Linked DNA regions of Homo sapiens: regions 1, 2 and 3 are each linked to region 4. Evidence: chromatin contacts called from ENCODE Hi-C or POLR2A ChIA-PET data. All regions are on one chromosome and are shown on one strand. Each heading gives the region's core, a stretch centred on a gene start or an enhancer-like site at or near the end of the contact. The rest is flanking DNA. Distances are from core to core; before and after follow the strand shown.

Region 1 (4,844 bases), core at 59-2,558, 640 kb after region 4:
GCCTATGGGGACACATCTCACTGCATTAGGGCCCTTTACTATCATTTAGAGGGGGAAAAAAGCCCAGTTCTTACATCCATTTTCTTTGCTGGGACCTATAAACTTCATTAAGGGTTAAAGAGCACAAGAGCAGGATTTTCACTTCCATGAAAGGTGTGGTGATAAGGGCCCTAGGCTTGGGGGTGGTTCGGAAAGTCAGATCATTTCTCCTACTGCCCTCGGCTTTATTTCTCGGCTATGTGACCTTGGGCAAGTCCCTTCTCTTATCTAGACTTGTTTCACAGGAAATGGCACCAGGCAATTTTAGTGCCCTTCCGTGTCTATGGATAAAACTGAAGACATGTAGTAGGAGATCTCAGGGGCCCACGCCGGCCAGTCCCTCCAATCCTCCGGATTCTAGGTAGTCTAGCTTCCTGGTTGCCAGCCATTACACGGTTTAGCTTTCCGTGCCGGATGGAGCCACAGCGAAGTCTTCCTTAATAGTAAGCGCTTTTAGTCGAGCTAGGCCTTCAGTTTTATTGCCTTCTCTGTCATGGCAGCGCCGCCCCTTCCAGTAGTGCGATACCCAATGAGACTTCAGGTAGGAGAAACGGCACTGTCGCAAGCGCAGGCTCTCGCCGGAATCCCGCCCTTCGCTTGGGCGGGGGAGTGACGCCTGCGCTCCAGGGGAACTACTACTCCCAGCGGGTAGCGCGGCCGACGCAGCCGCGCAGCCTCCGGGGCCAGGCCGTGTGGCCCGCTGGGGACTGGAGTCTCAACGACGCGCACACGAGAAGTAAGGAGCGGAAGGTGGGAAAGGGCCGGAAAACACACGTTCCTCCGAAACCGGTTTGCAAGTCCTTGTAGAGGTAGTTTCGGGACGCGCACTGGCCAAGGGGCGGGCTGTGGGAGGGTGAAGAAAAAAGGGATACACACATGCATACCCACCCACTCATTCATACGCGCCCAGGCCCTGGAAGTGGGCAAGGGGGTTAGAAGGGGCGTACTAAACTAGGCTTGTCCGTGCCTCAGGCGGCACGAGGAAAGGCAGAGGATTCAATTCTGTAGGGGGCAGAGGTGACCATGCGCCGCCTCAAGCGGCGAAGAAGGGAGCCGGGGGCGGGGCAGGGCATAACCGCCGTTCTGGAGGCCGAACGTTGGCAGCGTAGGGAACTGGCGTCCGGGAGGGTCGCCGGAGCAGTCCCTTGCGCATGCGCTTCTTCAGGTGGGCGTGTGTAAGGCGGGGTCGGACGGGGGATGGGAGGGCCGTGCTGCTGGTCGCTCCTCCTCCTCCACCCGCTCTGCCCCTCCTGGACCTTGTGGGCCGGGCAGCCATTTTGGGAAGAGCTTTGTTATGGTTGTGGACTAGCCGCCTCTGCCGGGTCGACAAGCTGGGGACGCGTCCTCAGACGCAGCGTCTAGTCCCTGGCCATAGCTCCGCCGCTGCCCGGTGAGTGGGAGTTTGGGAAACGGGGCAGTAGGAGATCCTGGAGTCGTTCTGGCGCGGGGCTCCGCCCGGTGCCTAACCAACGGGCTGTTAAAACTAGTTGAAAGAAGCTCTCACACAGGTGGTTGGGTATAGGTCCGACCCGAGAGGGGCGAGCGGAGCCCACGGGTCAAGTGGTTCGGATGCGGCACCCCCGCCTCCCCCGTGCATGGAGCTTTGCACGCGAGCGTCGCCGGGGCTCCGCGAAAGCGCTCCTACTTTAACTTCGGTCGTCGGGTCGGAACGCTCACCTGCGGCTCTTTGGCTCCTCTCCAGGCGATCCGGCTTGGTGCTCGTTGAGTGACTTGGCTTACGGGTTTTTTTCTTTCCTTCTTGAAATGAGAGCTAAGGGCTTTTGTTTTCCTTCAAAGGAAAACCTAAGGAGGAAAAAGTGTAAGTCAAATGTTGGATATCTGAGGGGAAAAAAGTTTTAACCCCCAGCTTTCCGGTTCTCTGTGGTAGCGAGGTGTTTTCGCTTAGATTGAGTCTATCCGATATCTACCAACCTCCTTTCCTTGGAGGGGCAGGGAAAGCTGGTCGATCCTGAAATGTTTTAAGTGTTATTTTTTTTCTGTTGTTTTAAATCTAGTTCTCCCCAACCCGTGAAATTCGAAAGACAGTCTGAATCCAAAATGGCTGTAGCTTGGGGAAGTGCCCTGCCCTTCGATTACTTAAATACATTAACGTTTAAAGATTTTAGTCCTTTCCCCTGTGGGGACATTAACTGAATCTTTTGATATTTTGGTTTTTTGCAGTTGGTGTCTCACCTTTAACTCTCCTTATGCTGGGTGAAAACAAAGGTGAGGCTCACAAAGTTGACTATTCCAAAAGTTTACATAAGAATGGGTGCGGTGCGGTGGTGTGTGTGTTTAATAGTTGCTTATAGTTTTGAAATTGTGCTGTGGTGTCAATTTTATCTGCCAACTTCGTGCTCTGAAGTTGGCTTGTCATATTTGTTGAAATATTTTTAACATTGACATTTATTGCTTACCAGAAAAATACAGTTAATAATAGTGGTTCATGTTTTAGTTTAGTAGTAAGTCGTGTTCTTGTGTAAATCTTATCCAAAAGTAAAGTGATTGGTAGTCACTCCTCATTAGACTTATATTTGTAATTTAGTAGACTGCTGATCTTTTCTAAGGTCTTTTTTATCCAATATTTGAAAGGAAATTAGGGTGCTATTAAGTTTGAGATATTTACTAGAATAGTGTAAGACATTTTAACAAGTGAAAACATACTTTAGGTATGGAGTACCTGATTGTCGTGCCCTTTTGAACAAGAGACTGTCTTTTGTTTGCTTTTTTTTTTTAATCGATAGATCCAGAAGTTTAAACAAAAAGTCATAGATTGGAAACCAAAACCAATAAATTTCAATATTTGGAAAGGTGCTGAAGCCTGTATCTATTTAAAAGATAAAAGAGTGAAATGCTAATTGTGAATGAGAACTTTGAAATTAATAGTAAAATAAACTCATCTTTCCTAGGGAGTCAGTTTTCAATGTACCTTTTGACGTTTTTTCAAATACAAAAGTTGGTTTTTGTTAATACCCCTAGGATTTTTTGTTGTTGTTGTTAAATTATTTTGGTGGTTTTACAGGAAAAATATTTAAAGTTTTTAATAGAAATTACAAGCTAGTTGCTTTGTGTTTTGTCACTGTTAACTACTAAACTGGAGTGAGATATTGATTTTTTGGGGGGGTACTCAGTGGTTTGTACATGTTAATATAAACATTCAGTTGATTCTGGATGGTGTCTTTATCAGAGCTCTTGATTTGTGGTGTGGGGGGAACTCTTGGGGAAACCTTTATTTTGAGCGAATTCAATTTACTAGATTGCTCATCAGTGGCTGTTAAAATGCTTAGCTGAGGAGGACACATTCAACCATTTAAATTTAGAATGATAAGAAATCTGGTGCACATTTCTGCTTGTAATTCATTTTTAATTTTGAGTTAAAGATAAGACACAATCGTGAATCATACTTCAGAAGATTGCATATCTTTATTTTATGGCTATAACTCTGATGTGCCAGGGACTGACTGCTGTTTAAAGTGCTTTGTATTTGTTACTTACTTTTTTTTCCTTCTTTTCTTTTCTTTTTCTTTTTTTTTTTTTTTTTTTGAGACGGAGTTTCGCTCTTGTTGCCCAGGCTGGAGTGCGGTGGCTTGATTTCTGTTCACTGCAACCTCCGCCTCCTGGGTTCAAGCGATTCACCTGTCTCAGCCTCCCGAGTAGCTGGTATTACAGGGGCTCACCACTACGCCTGGCTAATTTTTTGTATTTTTAGTAGAGATGGGTTTCACCATGTTGGCCAGGCTGGTCTTGAACTCCTGACCTCAGGTGATCCGCCTGCCTTGGCCTCCCAAAGTGCTGGGATTATAGTCATGAGCCACCGCCCCCGCCCGGCTTGTTGTTTACTTTTATAAGTATACTGGTTTATTTGTTTTGTTTTGTTTTTGATACGGGGTCTCACTCTGTCACCCAGATTGGAGTGCGGTGGCATGATTTCAGCTCACTGCAGCCTCCACCTCTCAGGCTTAAGCAGTCCTCCCACCTCAACCTCCCTAGTAGCTGGGACGACAGGTGCGTGCCACCGCACCCAGCTAATTTTTTTTTTTTTTTTTTTTTGTATTTTATTAGAGAGGAGGGGGAGGGTTCATCCTATTGCCAAGCTGGTCTCGAACTCAGGGACTCAAGCAATGGTCTCGAACTCAGGGACTCAAGCAATCTGCTCACTTTGGCCTCCCAAAGTGTTGGGATTACAGGCGTGAGCCACAGCGCCAGGTCTAAGTAGATACTGTTTTATACCCTATTTTGTAGTTGAGGAAAAGGAGTCCAGAGATTCATCCAGCTGGTAGGTAACAGTCTATATTCAGGCCGGGCGCGGTGGCTCACGCCTGTAATCCCAGCACTTTGGGAGGCCGAGGCGGGCGGATCACGAGGTCAGGAGATGGAGACCATCTTGGCTAACACTGTGAAACCCCGTCTCTACTAAAAATACAAAAAATTAGCTGGGCGTGGTGGTAGGCGCCTGTAGTGCCAGCTACTCGGGAGGCTGAGGCTGGAGAATGGCATGAATCCGGAAGGCAGAGCTTCCAGTGAGCCGAGATCTGCGCTCCAACCTGGGGACAGAGCGAGACTCCCTCTCAAAAAAAAAAAAAAAAAAAAAAAAAAAAGGCCTATATTCAAATTTAGGCAATCTAAGTTGTTGTGTTTAACTTGACTGTTATGGTCACTGCCTTTAAACATGAAAGTAAGACTGTTGGTCTAAAAGATGAAAGGCAGACAAAATTTTAAAGGATTCCAACTAAAAAAAAAAAAACTAATGGGAAAGGCAAATTTTGGTGTATTTATGGTTGTTCAGATAGATGAGGGGAAAAATA
Region 2 (5,022 bases), core at 385-2,884, 740 kb after region 4:
CAAAACAAAAACACACAGCTGTCAGTGAAATACTGACTGCTAGAGCTGTCTAGGAAACATTATAAAAAGCAGCTCTTTTTATAATAGCTATAGCACGACTCCCAAGCCCAATCTATACTGCTTATATCGAATCAATGGGGAAAGAGGCAGGTAATGGGAGTTTGAAATTAAAATTGTATTTCCCATGAGTTCCCAAATGATTCTCAGGGTGACTTGAGAACCACTGCTCTACAAGAACGCAGAGAGAAAAGGTGGTAAGCAGAGATATACGTAAATCTCTAACTATAAACAAACAAAGACATAATCATGACAGAGTGTAAGCCTATAGAATATCAATTTAAAAAACTTCACAGCAACCATTCCTTTTACAGGGAAGGCAACTAACCTCTAAAGCGCACAAGATTAGAAAAAAAAATAGAACCAGATGCCTAAAAAAATATGGCAAGATTGGGAAATCAGACCTACTGTATGGGAAACAGCACTTGTTTCCTTGAACTCGTGTAGTGTTTCCCTCCACTGTTCAAAAAACAGATTACGCCTGAGTGGCACTGTGCCGCTTTCAAAACAATCCTATCTTGTTTCCCTCCAGTCCTTCTCCACTTCGTGCATACTACTGCCGATTCACCTAGCAACCAAACAGTGCTGGTGAGAGCTCCAGACAGCGCTTCCTGAAGACGCTTTACGTCCGGTAATGTTCCCCCCAAACAGACACCACCTCCAAAGTCTAAAGAACGACAATCCTCCCCACCACAGGCAGGGGCTCACGGAGTCGCGGGGAGCGATAACTATCTCCCAGCACAAGACGTGAGCGAGGTGTCGGGGGGAACTAGCCTCGCCGGCCCCACGGAGATAGTCCAAAGCTCCTGCTGGAGCCGCAGCGGCCCCAAACAATGGAGTTTTCCCGCCTCCTCAAGGCCCCGCCCCCTGCCCCAGGGCCGGCGAGGGAAGCGAACGCACGCGCGCAAAACCCCGCCCTCAGCAAGGCCCCGCCCACCCCGACCCCTCAGGTCCAGCCTCCTTCCTCGTGCAAGGTTTTTTTTCCCTTTTGGCGCCAAATCTTCGTTGGTTATATTCCCGGGTTATCCAGGGGTTCTACCAGAGGCACACGCTGGGGACAGAAGGGGCGTGAAGGCCAACCCGCGCGCCAGGGCCCCGCCTCCCGGCCAACCGCCCCGGGCTGGGGGAGGAAGGAGAGGGGCAGGCGAAGGATACAGCCGCCGCTGCCCCCGGCAAGATGGCGGCCGCGAAAAGCGGGGCAGGGGGCGCCAGCCGACCGCCGTTACCGCTGCTGCGCGAGGCTCTCAGCAAAAGAAGGACTGCTCCAGTGACCAGGCCTTCCCGAACAGCGACAGCTGCTCTTGGGAAGGCAAGTACTCCCGCCCACCGGTCTGCCCCTTCTCCGGAGCCCCCGTCCATTAGCCCTCCCCGCGGACTGGCCAGTGCCTTAAGCTTTCCACAGTCCCGCTTACTTGTCGGCAGAAACCAGCTCCGCGGCGACGGCGGCAGTGGCTGTGGACTCCATGGCCATCGTTCCCCTGAGGTGGCGAACCAGCGAACGGAATAGAGCCTGCGAGAAAAACAGGCAATTTGGGACGCCAGAGACTCACTCAGGGACAGAAAATGGCAGATTAGAGACCCCGCGCGGCCGGGGCCCTTTTATATACGAGGACCCTTCGCCCCGCCCATCCACTTCCGGATCCTCCCCCTCGGGTTTAAAGGGCCAGGACTCACCACCCATACCCTCCGTCCCCCGCCGGCCTACCACTATCTAGACACCTCCTGCCCTCTCCATATGGCTCCGCGGGATTGTTTCCCTCCCTAGCCCGACTTCTCCAATAAACAGCAACTTCCTGCTTCTCCAGCAAGTCGCATAAGAAGAACTGGAATCTTGACACTACAACTCCTGACAGGACGCCCCTGCGGCATCCAGAGACAGGGAAGCCAGTGCTGCTCTGCATGTTCAGGGCGAGTAGCTGAGAGTCTCCTTCCGGCCTGGATACTGAGGAAGGTGACTTAGACTTTCTCTCCGTCCTCTGAGTCGTAACGGACGGACACGCAAGGGCCGAGGACGGGTACAAGCAGCAGCGACTAGAACTGATCTGGGTGAGATCTAGGCCTCAGCAACAACTGACGCAAAAAGATTTTGTTCTAGGATTGGCTACAGCTGAAACTACCGCGCTTGATTCAAAGCTCGGGGCTTGCAGCGGGAGGCAGCTGGCTCCTCCCTCTGAACCCGCCCCCTTTGGCTGGCCCAATCCGCTGATCCCATCCTCTTAGGCCCTGCCCAGACTCCAAATCTACCAGAATTAATGCTCCCAGCGCTGTTTGTCCACTCCTGCCTATGATTTGCTGTGTGACTACTACTCGTGGGGGTACCGTGATTAGACGCTTTAAAGCTATTAGCTATCTTGTTTAATATTAACAATGCTACTAGTGAGATCAGTGTTAGTCTGTTTCTTAGAAAAATAAACCAAGGGGCCGGACGCGGTGGCTCACGCCTGTAATCCCAGCACTTTGGGAGGCCTAGGCTGGTGGATCACGAGGTCAGGAGTTCAAGACCAGCCTGGCCAAGATGGTGAGACCCCCCCGTCTCTACTAAAAAATACAAAAATTAGCCGGGCGTGGTGGCGGGCGCCTGTAATCCCAGCTACTCGGGAGGCTGAGGTAGGAGAATACTAGAACCCGGAAGGCAGAGGTTGCAGTGAGCCGAGAGCTCGCCACTGCACTCCAGCCTGGGCAACAGAGCGAAACTCCGTCTCAAAAATAAATAAATAAATAGGCCAAGGTTCCAACCTGGCCAACATGGTGAAACCCCGTCTCTACTAAAAATACGAAAATTAGCCAGGTGTGGTGGCAGGCTCCTGTAATCCCAGCTACTCGGGAGGCTAAGGCAGGAGAATCACTTGAACCCGGGAGGCAAAGGTTGCAGTGAGCCGAGATCTCGCCACTGCACTGCAGCCTGGGCAACAGAGCGAGACTCCGTCTCAAAAAAAAAAAAAAGGGGAAGCTGTGACTTGTTCAGAAAGTTGCAAGACAAATCAGTTATGGAAAGCAGTGTGCCTCATTTCCTGCAAATGGCTGAGTGAAAAATAACTGGCAGGCTAAAAAGCTGCAATTCCTCACACCTGGAGTATCATCCATTCCTTTTCACCATGGCCCAGTCTACGCTGATCGGAGTAGGGGTTTTTATTTCCCTTTAGGTTCCAGCATATTGGGAAAGATTCCTGGAGAGGATTCTTATTCCAATCTGTCAAGGCTCGAAGAGGTTGAAATCTTTGGGGCTAGAGAGCTGGACGTGAAAATGCCAATTCCTATGGCAAACATACATGGGCTCTTCCATTATTAGCTAGGTGACGTGAGCCAGGTCACGTAACCCGGATTGTAATCGAGTAGCTGGGATTAAGGTTAAGTGTAAAATGAAGACATATTAGTAGCCACCGCTTAAGGACATTGTGAGAATTACAGGTAATTAGCACTGTGTAGAATTCACGCTAAGCACTCATTGAATGGCTACCACAGTCTGATGATGTGGTAAATGGAGGGTGTTGGGAGGGGAGATCTCTCCAAAGTCCTTGCAGCCAGGGCTAGGGCCTGAGAAAACCTCTGCAATTACTGGTGTGACCGATTCATCCATTAAATTAATATTCACTGAGCAACTTTGAGGTACAAGACTTTGTACTAGGTTCTGGGGACAAAAGACATGGACTCTACCTTGAGGAACTCAGAGAAATATATTTTAAAATATATTTTAGGCTGGGCGTGGTAGCAGGTGCCTGTTATCCCAGCACTTTGGGAGGCTGAGGCAGGCGGATCACTTGAAGTCAGGAGTTCGAGACCAGCTTAGCGAACATAGTGAAACACCATCTCTACTAAAAATACAAAAATTAGCCGGGAGTGGTGGCAGGCTCCTGTAATCCCAGCTACTTGGGAGGCTGAGGCAAGAGACCCACTTGAACCCAGGAGTTGGAGGTTGCAGTGAGCTGAGATTGCACTACTACACTCCAGCCTGGGCGATGGTGAGTCTCCATCTCAAAAAAAAATAAATAGCTGGATGCAGGCCGGGCGCGGTGGCTCACTCCTGTAATCCCAGCACTTTGGGAGGCCGAGGCGGGCAGATCACCTGAGGTCAGGAGTTTGAGACCAGCCTGGATCCCCTGGTGAAACCCCATCTCTACTAAAAATACAAAAATTAGGCAGGCGTGGTGGCAGGCGCCTGAAATCTCAGCTACTTCGGGAGGCTGAGGCAGGAGAATCGCTTGAACCTGGGAGGCAGTTTGCAGTGAGCCGACATCGTGCAACTGCACTCCAGCCTGGCAACAGAGCGAGACTTCATCTCAAAAAATAAATAAATAAAATAAAATGAATAGCTGGGCACAGTGGCTCACGCCTGTAATCCCAACACTTTGGGAGGCCAAGGCGGGTGCATCACACGGTCAGGAGATCAAGACCATCCTAGCCAACATGGTAAAAACCCATCTCTACTAAAAATTCAAAAATTAGCCGGACATGGTGGTGGGGGCCTGTAGTCCCAGCTACTCAGGAGGCTGAGGCAGGAGAATCACTTAAACCCAGGAGGTGGAGGTTGCAGTGAGCTGAGATCGCACCACTGTACTCCAGCCTGGGTGACAGAGTGAGACTCTGTCTCAAAAATAAATAAATAATAAATAAATAAAAATAAGGCCAGGCAGGGTGGCTCACGCCTGTAATCCCAGCACTTTGAGAGGCCGAGGCAGGCAGATCACCTGAGGTCAGGAGTTTGAGACCAGCCTGGCCAACATGGTGAAACCCCGTCTCTACTAAAAGTACAAAAATTAGCCGGGCATGGTGGTGGGCGCCTATAATCCTAGCTACTCAGGAGGCTAAGGCAGGAGAATCGCTTGAACCTAGGAGGCGGAGGTTGCAGTGAGTCGAGATTGCACCACTGCACTCCAGCCTGGGCAACAGAGTGAGATTCCATCTCAAAAAAACAAAAAATAAAAATTTTAAAAAATAAGTATATTTTAAATCCATGTACTTTTTAAA
Region 3 (5,072 bases), core at 1,760-4,259, 770 kb after region 4:
TTTTTAGTAGAGACAGGGTTTCACCATGTTAACCAGGATGGTCTCGATCTCCTGACCTCGTGATCCGCCCACCTCAGCCTCCCAAAGTGCTGGGATTACAGGCATGAGCCACCACACCCGGCCTCTCCTATACTTCTAGAAAAGCCAGCTTGGAAAATCACCTTACATATGTAATGTTGGCCAGATTTTGTCAGTTTAGCTGGGTTTTAAATCTTGTTAATACTTAATAGCTACAGAAAAAGAGAATGCTCTAATATGTAACCTAAGACCTAAGATTGCAATAATGCTTCCTGTACTTCTTGATGTATGTGAAAAGAATTTTAAAATATATATTCCTAAATCTTTCTCTAGTCCATCCATATCTACCTCCACTGCCACTGCCCCATCTCTGACCACCACCACTCTTTTTTTTTTGAGACAGAGTCTCGCTCTGTCGCCAGGCTGGAGTACAGTGGTGTGATCTCGGCTCACTACAACCTTCGCCTTCCAGGTTCAACCGATTCTCCTGCCTCAGCCTCCCCAGTAGTTGGGACTACAGGCGCATGCCACCACACCCAGCTAATTTTTGTATTTTTAGTAGAGACGGGGTTTCACCATGTTGGCCAGGATGGTCTCCATCTCTTGACCTCGTGATCTGCCCGCCTCAGCCTCCCGAAGTGCTGGTATTATAGGCATAAGCCACTGTGCCCAGCCTTTTTAAATTTTTTTTTGAGACAGAGTCTCACTCTGTTGCCCAGGCTGGAATGCAGTGGCATGATCTCGGCTCACTGCAATCTCTGCTTCCCGGGTTCAAGTGATTCTCCTGCCTCAGCCTCCCCAGTAGCTGGGATTATAGGTGTGTGCCACCACACCCAGCTACTTTTTGTATTTTTAGTACGGAGAGGGTTTCACCATGTTGGCCAGGCTGGTCTCGAACTCCTGACCTCAGGTGATCCACCCACCTTGGCCTCCCAAAGTGCTGGGATTACAGGCATGAGCCACTGTGCCCAGCTGACCATCACTCTTTACTTAAACCACAGATCTTGGCTTCCAGAGTGGTCCCTCTTCCCGCAGTCCATCACCAGATCCAACCATGTGACTCCCAGTCTCAAACCCTTCCAGCAATTCTCCCCTATATTCAGGATAAAGTCCAGGCTTCTCAAAACCTGGCTTCTATCTTTCTCATTTCACCACCTCCTCATGTCAGACTGTATTCCAGACTTTGAACACTCAACAGGGTCACATCACTTACCTGACTCTAGGTGTGTGCACTTTCCTTCCCCAAACCCTACCTTTGCCTGGCTAGCTGCTGCTCATCCTTCAGCTAGCACTTCACATTTCTGGCTCCTTTCCAGGTGCAGTGGCTCATACATGTAATCTCAGCACCTGGGCAGGCTGAGGCGGGAGGATCACTTGAAACCTGGGCAACAAAAGGAAACACTGTCTCTACAAAAATTTGTTTTTTTCTTTCTGAGTCTGCTTGCTAGGGGGAATTTTTTTTTTTTTATTTTAAAGATTAACTGGGCACAGTGGCATGTAGTTTATAGTCCAAAGGCTGAGGTGGCAGGATTATTTGAGCCCAGAAGTTTGAGGCTGCACTGAGCAAGGATTCCACCACTACACTCCAGCATGGGCAAAAGACCGAGAGACCCCCATCCATCTCTAAAAAGAAAATAAATAAATAAATAAATGGATGGCTACTTCCATGTACTGATAGCATGTGCACATCACTACATTTTTCTGTTTATATATAAATTTCCCCCACAAACCTGGCTACTCCTTGAGGTCTGAGCCTGTCATCTGCCTGAACCCCTCACTCCTAGAGTACCTGTCCCATACATACATACATACATACATACATACATACATACATACAATGTACACAATACACACACCACACACACACAGCTTATGGGGGAGAGATCTTGACAGGTTGAGTTTGGCCAGCTGGAAGGACATTTGAGGAAGTCGCTGCCTCTGTCACCTTCTTCCTTTACCTGTTGGAAAACCTGAAAAGAATCCTCTTGGAGAATATCAAAGCACTTTACTATACTCGGCAAAAAATCCCAGTGGACCAGATAGAATCATACTGAGATTGCTCCTGTATTAAAGATAAGGAAACAGATCTTGGAAAAGTAACAGGCCTGCAGCCCTGAGTATGAACGATCTGAAGGGGAAGAGTTAATTAACAGTAGCCTCATCCAGTGAAGGTTCAGATCTGTGTCTTACTTTAACAGAGTTCTGGGGCAACAGAATAACATGTCAGACTTTCTCAGACCCAAAGCAGGTGTCTAAGTAAGAGAATTATCCCCACTTCTCCCCACTTCTGAGAACTATCCCTGCACCTGCATAAGAAAGCCGGAGCAGCTGGAAAAAGCACATAGGTGAGCAAACAAAAAGATGGCAATTAAAACTTGCAGATCACCTAGTATGCGCTGTGCGCCTTCAAAGCTTTATCTCAATTCTTGCTACAGTTCTAATGTAGGACCTCATTTTATTGCTGAGGAAACAGGTTCAGAGAAACTGGGAAGTTAGCAAGAGATCATACAGAGAAAAAGAAGAGCTCAAATCCGAAACCAAGTCTCGTCCCCTCCAGTGCTCTGCGCTCTCCACTCAACCCCAGGGGCTTACATTTCAGTAGTAAAGAATCGAGGCCATCTCCTCCGGGAGAAAGATAGGCCAGCAGCAAGAGAAACTCACCTTGGCACAAGCACAGAGCGTGAATAGGGTACTGTGGCCTGGGCTCAGTTCTGCACCCCGCCAGAGATCCAACGATCCTCAGCTTAAGTCTGGCGGTGAGGGGGAAGTTCCACCCGGAGGGAGGGGCAGGGGCCGGGCATAAAGGATCACGCGCAGGGTGGACCGCCTTCGCCGCCTCCCGAGGAAGGACCTGAAGGGGATGGAAAACAGAGCTGGGAGGTAGTACCGTCTCCACCTCTGGATCCTCGAGGTCGAACTGGCCGGAACTTGGTCACTCACTCCGCAGCGCGGGTTTGGAGAACTCCTGGGCACAATGAGGCAGGTGGCGCTGGCCACGTGGGCGGTGCAAGGGGCGGGGCCAGCCTCGCCTTTTGCTGGCCCACATTGCACCGCGCGCCTAGGCGCCGCCGCAGGCGCTTTTCCGGGGGAAGTAAGGTAGCAGATGCCACGTTGCAGGTTCTTCTGGTGTCGGCCCTCCGGATTCACAATGCCATCCGTGGCTCCATACTCTCCCTAAAGTCAGGTTGGCTGGATTCCCAAAGTTCACCTAAGTTGGCCCCGTTACATTTAGTTCAAGCAAACTGAGGCCCAGAGAGCAGCTGCAACACCAAGATTGGCCAGAATACAGAAGACCTCGCGTCTGCAGATCCAGGCGCTGGAAAGTGCCTGGTCCCCCTGTCTGGACCATAGACCCCGCCCAGCACGTTATGTGCCAGGCACTGTGCTTAACACTTAATAAACATGGTTTTATTGAATCTTCATAATAATCCTGGAAAAGGAATATTCCTTTTTTTTTTTTTTTTTTGAGACGGAATCTCGCTCTCGCCCAGGCTGGAGTGCAGTGGCGCGATCTTGGCTCACTGCAACCTCCGCCTCCCTGGTTCAAGCAATTCTCTGCCTCAGCCTCCCGAGTAGCTGGGATTACAGGCGCCCGATACCACGCCTGGCTAATTTTTTTGTATTTTTTAGTAGAGACGGGGTTTCGCCATCTTGGCCAGGCTGGTCTTGAACTCCTGACCTCGTGATCCACCCGCCCTGGACTCCCAAAGTGCTGGGATTACAGGAGTGAGCCACTGCGCCTGGCCGAAAAGGAATATTCTTTTATTTCGTACAAGCCTTTTTAAAAATCGTAGTATAGCATATATACAGAAAATACACCAGTCTTTTTTTTTTTCTTTTTCTTTTTTTCCTATTCTACATCCAGGAAGAAAGAAAATGTATAAATCTTAAATGTATACAGTTCTTTTTTTTAAATTATTTTTTGCAATGTAACTGCCATCCAGAGGAAGATATTACCAGCACACCATAAGCCTGTGAGGAAAGTATTCATAATCCATTTTACAGATTGGACAGACTCAGCAAGGTTAAGGCTATTTATAATTTTCCCAAAGTCACACAGGTATTAATTAAATGACACATCTGCGATTTGAAATAGTCTGTGCTGTTTGAGTGGAGAGGTGTCTTGCATGTATGTGTTTTCCTTGGCAGGGATGGGCAAGACACAGGGTTATCTCGGTTTGGCTCTGCTTTTCCCCACACCTTTACTCCCTGAGAGCAACTCTTCCCATTTCCCCACCCCCGTTATCCCCCACTGTCTCCCCAACATAAGTGATGTCCTGGTGGACCAAATGTCTAATGTATCAGGCCATCCTCATAAAAACAATCAGACTTGGCCGGGTGCGGTGGCTCACGCCTGTAATTCCAGCACTCTGGGAGGCCGAGGCAGGCGGATCACCTGAGGTCAGGAGTTAGAGACCAGCCTGACCAACATGGAGAATCCCCGTCTCTATTAAAAATACAAAATTAGCCGGGCGTGGTGGCACATGCCTGTAATCCCAGCTACTCGGGAGGCTGAGGCAGGAGAATTGCTTGAACCTGGGAGGCGGAGGTTGTGGTGAGCTGAGATTGCGCCATTGCGCTCCAGCCTGGGCAACAAGAGTGAAACTCCATCTCAAAAAAAAAAAAAAAAAAAATTCAGCTAGGCGTCGTGGCGCGCACCTGTAGTCCCAGATACTCAGGACGCTGAGGCAGGAGAATCGCTTGAACCCGGGAGGCGGAGGTTTCAGTGAGCCGAGATCGAGCCACTGCACTCTAGCCTCTTGACAAAGCGAGACTGCCCCTCAAAAAAAAAAAAAAAAAAAAAAAAAAAAAAAAATTAGCTGGATGTATTGATGCGAGCCTGTAATCCCAGCTACTTGGGAGCCTGAGGCAACAGAATCACTTGAACCAGGGAGGCGGAGGTTGCAGTGAGCTGAGATCGCGCCACTGCACTCCAGCCTGTATTCAAAAAAAAATAAAATAGGCCAGGCATGGTGGCTCACGCCTGTAATCCCAGCACTTTGGGAGGCCGAGGTAGGCAGATCACCTGAGGTGAGGAGTTCGAGACCAGCCTG
Region 4 (4,741 bases), core at 1,033-3,532:
AAGATTGCTAAAGTCTTATTATTTTATGGTTATTATAAGTGTACCAGGACTCTAAAAGTTGTTTGTATAATGCAATTCTATCCAAGGTATGTAGCCCAGGAAATAACCAACCTGATGCGTGTTATGACCCATTTTAAGCCTCCCATGATCAGTTTTTAAAATAAAATTAATGACTGGTCCTTTTCTAGGCGACACAAGTAAAGTAATAGCTAGGACAGAAGAAAGAGGGGTCTCCAAGCATATAACCCTAAAATTTAATGCTTGTGCCACTATCAATAGTAATTGGCATAAAATAAGATGCAGTTCTTTAAGTTGAAAAAAAAAAAGTTTACACGGCAGGAAATAAGTATATCTGCCATGAATTAAGCTCATGTGCAAATGTGTGTAATTACTGGTCTTGTGTCATCTAGACTACTTAGAAAAAGGATGAAAAAGATCCTGTTTAGCTCCAAAAAGGAGAATGCAGCCCCTCCTATACGAGTGGACATTGGAACCCCTTGAAATTAATAATTACAAATCCCTTAAACCCAAGGTAGAAAAAAGGAGAACACGTATCTCTGGGCATCAATAGGAAAAGACTAGGTCCTACAGCAAATATCTTAGTAAAAGAGGAGTTTTGTAAACTCTCTCTGGAACCAGTATTTCAGACTTTCTATGATGAACTAAATTTGCCAGTACCAAGAGACTCCAGGAAAAACCAGAAATTTGTTTTTGCAATTAGCCGAGCGTGTAGCCCAGTCTCTAAATGTCACTTCATGTTATGTTTGTGAAAAAACTGTAATAAGAGCTCAATGGCCATAAAAAGCCCAAGAATTAGTGCCTACAGACGCAGTTCCTGATGAATTCCTGGCCCACAAGAATCACCCTGATCATCTCTAGGTTCTAAAAGTCTCAATTATTGGACAATATTACATAGCTAGAAAAAAGAAAGAATTCACTCATTCTATAGGATGTCTTAGTTGTTTGGGCCAAGAACTGTATAATGGTACCGCAAAAAAACAGTTACATGGTGAAGTTCCAATTATATAGAAAGAGATCCATTCAGTAAATTTCCAAGGTTGCAGACTGTCTGGGCCCACCTGGAATTCCACCGGGACTGGACTGCCCCCACCAAGTTATACTGAATACGTAGACATAGAGCTTAAGCTAAGCTGCCTGACCAGTGGACAGGTAGTTGTGTTATTGGCACTATTAAACCATCTTTCTTTCTACTGACCATAAAAACAGGCAAACTCCTGGGCTTCCCTGTCTATGCTTCCCGCGGAAAATGAAGCATAGCCATAGGAAATTGGAAAGATGATAAATGACCTTCAAAAAAAAATTATATAATACTATAGGCCTGCCACTTAGACACAAGACGGCTCATGGGGATACTGGACCCCCACTTACATGCTCAACTGAATCATACAGCTGCAAGCTGTTTTAGAAATCATCACTAGTAAAACCAGTCAAGCCTTGACTATTCTGGCCCAGCAAGAAACTCAGATAAGAAATGCTATCTATCAAAATAGATTGGCTCTCAACTACTTGCTAGCAGCTGAAAGAGAGGTCTATAAGAAATTTAACCTTACTAATTACTGTCTACACATAGATAATCAAAGGCAAGTAGTTAAAGACATAGTTAAAAATATGACAAAACTGACACATGTGCCCATGCAAGTGTAGCATGAATTCGATCCTGAAGCCATGTTTAAAAATTAGTTCCCAGCACTAGAAGGATTTAAAACTCTTATAATAGAATTTATAATAGTAATAAGAACCTGTTTACTGCTTCCTTGTTTGCTACCTGTACTTCTTCAAATGATAAAAAGCTTCATCACTATCTTAGTTCACCAAAATGCTTTAGCACAAGTGTACTATATAAATCACTATCAATCTATTGCACAAAAAGACATAAGTAGCAAAAATAAAAGTCAGAACTCCCACTAATAGAAAGTGAGAGTCTCAAAGGGGGGAAATGAGGGGAGAGAGAGACCTTCTCATATTGTTTTATATTGTTTTATACTCAGTACCTATTTTAAGAAAAAAAAAAAAAAAAAACAAGGAAGTAAAACCAAAGACAGGCAGCCCAGCGCCAGGCCCGAAACCAAGCCTGGGCCTGCCTGGCCTAAACCCAGTAGTTAAAAATCAACTCATAACTTAAAAACCGATGTTATTCATAGATTCCAGACATTGTGCAGAAGAACATTGTGAAACTCCCTGCCCTGTTCTGTTTCTCTCTGACCACCGGTGCATGCAGCCCCTGTCACGTACCCCTTGCTTGCTCCAAATCAATCACGACCCTTTCATGTGAAATCCTTAGAGTTGTGAGCCCTTAAAAGGGACAGGAATTGCTCTCTTGGGGAGTTCGGATTTTAAGGCAGTAGCTTGCCGATGCTCCCAGCTGAATAAAGCCCTTCCTTCTACAACTCGGTGTCTGAGAGGTTTTGTCTGCGGCTCATCCTGCTACAAGTTCACAAGTGTAGGTCATGATGTCCTCCTTTTACTCCTACAGGGACTCATAAGAAACAGGTTTAATATTGGACAGGTGTACCCAGCTAGTGATTTCCTAAAGGTTAATAGTAGTTGGGGGTACTTAACAATACCTATTAAAGGCTCTTTTATTTTGGTTGTAATTGATTCTCGGGGTAGGGGGACAGAGTGAGACTCTGTCTCAAAAAAAAAAAATTACAAGAAATTTTGCTTTTCAATACTATAACCTGTTTCTTTTAAGAACTTATCACCCGGGCACGGTGGCTCACGCCTGTAATCCCAGCACTTTGGAAGACCAAGAAGGGCAGATCACGAGGTCAGGAGATCGAGACCATCCTGGCTAACACGGTGAAACCCTGTATCTACTAAAAAAATACAAAAAAATTAGTCAGCGTGGTGGTGGGCGCCTGTAGTCCCAACACTTTGGGATGCCAAGGCAGGTGAATCACCTGAGGTCGGGAGTTCAAGACCAGCCTGACCAACATGGAGAAACCCCGTCTTTACTAAAAAGTACAAAATCGGTCGGGTGTGGTGGCGCATGCCTGTAATCCCAGCTACTCGGGAGGCTGAGGCAGGAGAATCACTTGAACCCGGGAGGCGGAGGTTTTGGTGAGCCGAGATCGTGCCATTGCACTACAGCCTGGGCAACAAGAGGAAAACTCCATCTCAAAAATAAAATAAAATAGGCCAGGTGCGGTGGCTCACTCCTGTAATCTGAGCACTTTGGGAAGCTGAGGTGGGTGGATCACGAGGTCAAGAGATTGAGACCTCCCTGGCTAACATGGTGAAACCCCATCTCTACTAAAAATACAAAAAATTAGCCGGGCGCAGTGGCGGGCGCCTGTAGTCCCAGCTACTCGGGAGGCTGAGGAAGGAGAATGGCGTGAACCCAGGAGACGGAGCTTGCAGTGAGCCGAGGTCGTGCCACTGCACTCCAGCCTGGGTGACAGAGCGAGACTCCATCTCAAAAAATAAAACTAAATAAATAAATAAAATAAAATAAATAACCAGTCATTTCACTCTAGGACAAGAATTTACCACATAAGATTTTACCTCATGTAAAATTACTCGTGTGTGTGTGTGTGTGTGTGTGTGTGTGTGTGTGTGTGTATTTTTTATTTTTTATTTTTTTGAGTCAGAGTCTCGCTCTGTTGCCAGACTAGAGTGTAGTGGCACAGATCTCGGCTCACTGCAACCTCCACCTCCCGGGTTCAAGCGATTCTCCTGCCTCAGCCTCCGGAGTAGCCGGGACTACAGGCGCACACCACCACGCTCAGCTAATATGTTTGTGTTTTTAGTAGAGACAGGGTTTCACAATGTTGGCCAGGATGGTCTCGATTTCTTAACCGCATGATCCGCCTGCCTCAGCCTCTCAAAGTGCTGGGATTATAGGCGTGAGCCACCACGCCCGGCCTCGGCCTATATTTTTAAAATTAAAAATACATCTTTATTTCTGTATCTTTCTTTCTTTCTCTCTCTCTTTCTTTCCTTCTTTCTTTTTTTAAGACGGAGTTTCACTATTGTTGCCCAGGCTGGAGTGCAATGGTGCAACCTCAGCTCACCACAGCCTCCGCCTCCCGAGTTCAAGCGATTCTCCTGTCTCAGCCTCCCGAGTAGCTGGGATTACAGGCGCATATACCACCACGCCCAGCTAATTTTTGTGTTTTTAGTACAGACAGGGTTTTATCATATTGGTCAGGCTGGTCCCGAACTTCTGACCTCAGGTGATCCGCCCGCCTCGGCCTCCCAAAGTGCTGGGATTACAGGCGTGAGCCACCGCACCCGGCCTATATCTTTCTTTATATCTCTTTCTCCTACTTACTGGTTTCTTTTTCATTTTTTAATTTTTTGAGACAAGGTTTCAGTCTGTTGCCCAAACTGGAGCAATCATAGCTCACTGCAGCCTCAACCTCCCAGGCTCAAGCAATCTTCTCACCTAAGTCTCACGAATAGCTGGGTCCACAGGCATGTACCACCACGCCCTGCTCATTTTTTTGTTTGTTTAGGGATAGGGTCTCCCTATGTTGCCCAGGCTGGTCTCAAACTCCTGTGCTCAATTGATCCTCTGCCTTGGCCTCCCAAAGTACTGGAATTACACGTGTGAACCACTGCACCTGGCCCAGTTTCTTATTTTAAACTTCTCTTTAAATAATACCCAAATTGGCCAAAAGAAAAAATTAATAAGAGCACCATCTTTTGGCATATTTTATATACAGAATTACATGTTACCTTAAATTCTTAACAAACATAAATTTTAGTGAAAATCTAG

Evidence for each region. A loop is a pair of places that touch in the nucleus more often than their neighbours do. ChIA-PET counts read pairs that join two places held with the same protein, here RNA polymerase II (POLR2A). Pooled maps may share reads with other maps.
Region 1: a map with no recorded cell type shows a loop between it and region 4 (6-fold over the local background). The contact joins the promoter of GPBP1L1 here to the enhancer-like site in region 4. A Hi-C loop is called at or near these places in 9 of 37 single-sample maps with no recorded cell type and 4 of 50 pooled maps.
Region 2: a map with no recorded cell type shows a loop between it and region 4 (6-fold over the local background). The contact joins the promoter of NASP here to the enhancer-like site in region 4. A Hi-C loop is called at or near these places in 6 of 37 single-sample maps with no recorded cell type and 5 of 50 pooled maps.
Region 3: a map with no recorded cell type shows a loop between it and region 4 (4-fold over the local background). The contact joins the promoter of AKR1A1 here to the enhancer-like site in region 4. A Hi-C loop is called at or near these places in 1 of 37 single-sample maps with no recorded cell type and 2 of 50 pooled maps. POLR2A ChIA-PET finds 5 or more read pairs at or near these places in 3 of 52 experiments (activated B cell, activated CD4-positive, alpha-beta T cell and activated T-cell).

What each region holds. Positions count from the first base shown.
Region 1 is chr1:45,682,997-45,687,840 of GRCh38, reverse strand. It overlaps GPBP1L1 (GC-rich promoter binding protein 1 like 1), which reads left to right and starts at 1,308. Exons shown (of 13, transcript NM_021639.5): 1 at 1,308-1,429; 2 at 2,221-2,265. RefSeq lists enhancers at 668-997, 1,018-1,137, 1,208-1,257, 1,318-1,467, 1,094-1,692.
Region 2 is chr1:45,580,653-45,585,674 of GRCh38, reverse strand. NASP (nuclear autoantigenic sperm protein) reads right to left here and starts at 1,634. Exons shown (of 15, transcript NM_002482.4): 1 at 1,470-1,634. The coding sequence starts at 1,528. RefSeq lists silencers at 939-1,238, 2,149-2,208 and enhancers at 1,739-2,048, 2,499-2,558, 2,969-3,018.
Region 3 is chr1:45,548,763-45,553,834 of GRCh38, reverse strand. It overlaps AKR1A1 (aldo-keto reductase family 1 member A1), which reads right to left and starts at 3,009. Exons shown (of 9, transcript NM_153326.3): 1 at 2,680-3,009. RefSeq lists enhancers at 2,537-2,756, 2,987-3,216, 3,267-3,326.
Region 4 is chr1:46,323,257-46,327,997 of GRCh38, reverse strand. No RefSeq gene overlaps it. Among named protein-coding and RNA genes, the nearest start is that of NSUN4, 15 kb to the left of the region's middle. Within about 2 kb of position 2,282, at least 3 of the 41 ENCODE cell types and tissues checked have a DNase peak (open chromatin) inside an H3K27ac peak, as active enhancers do.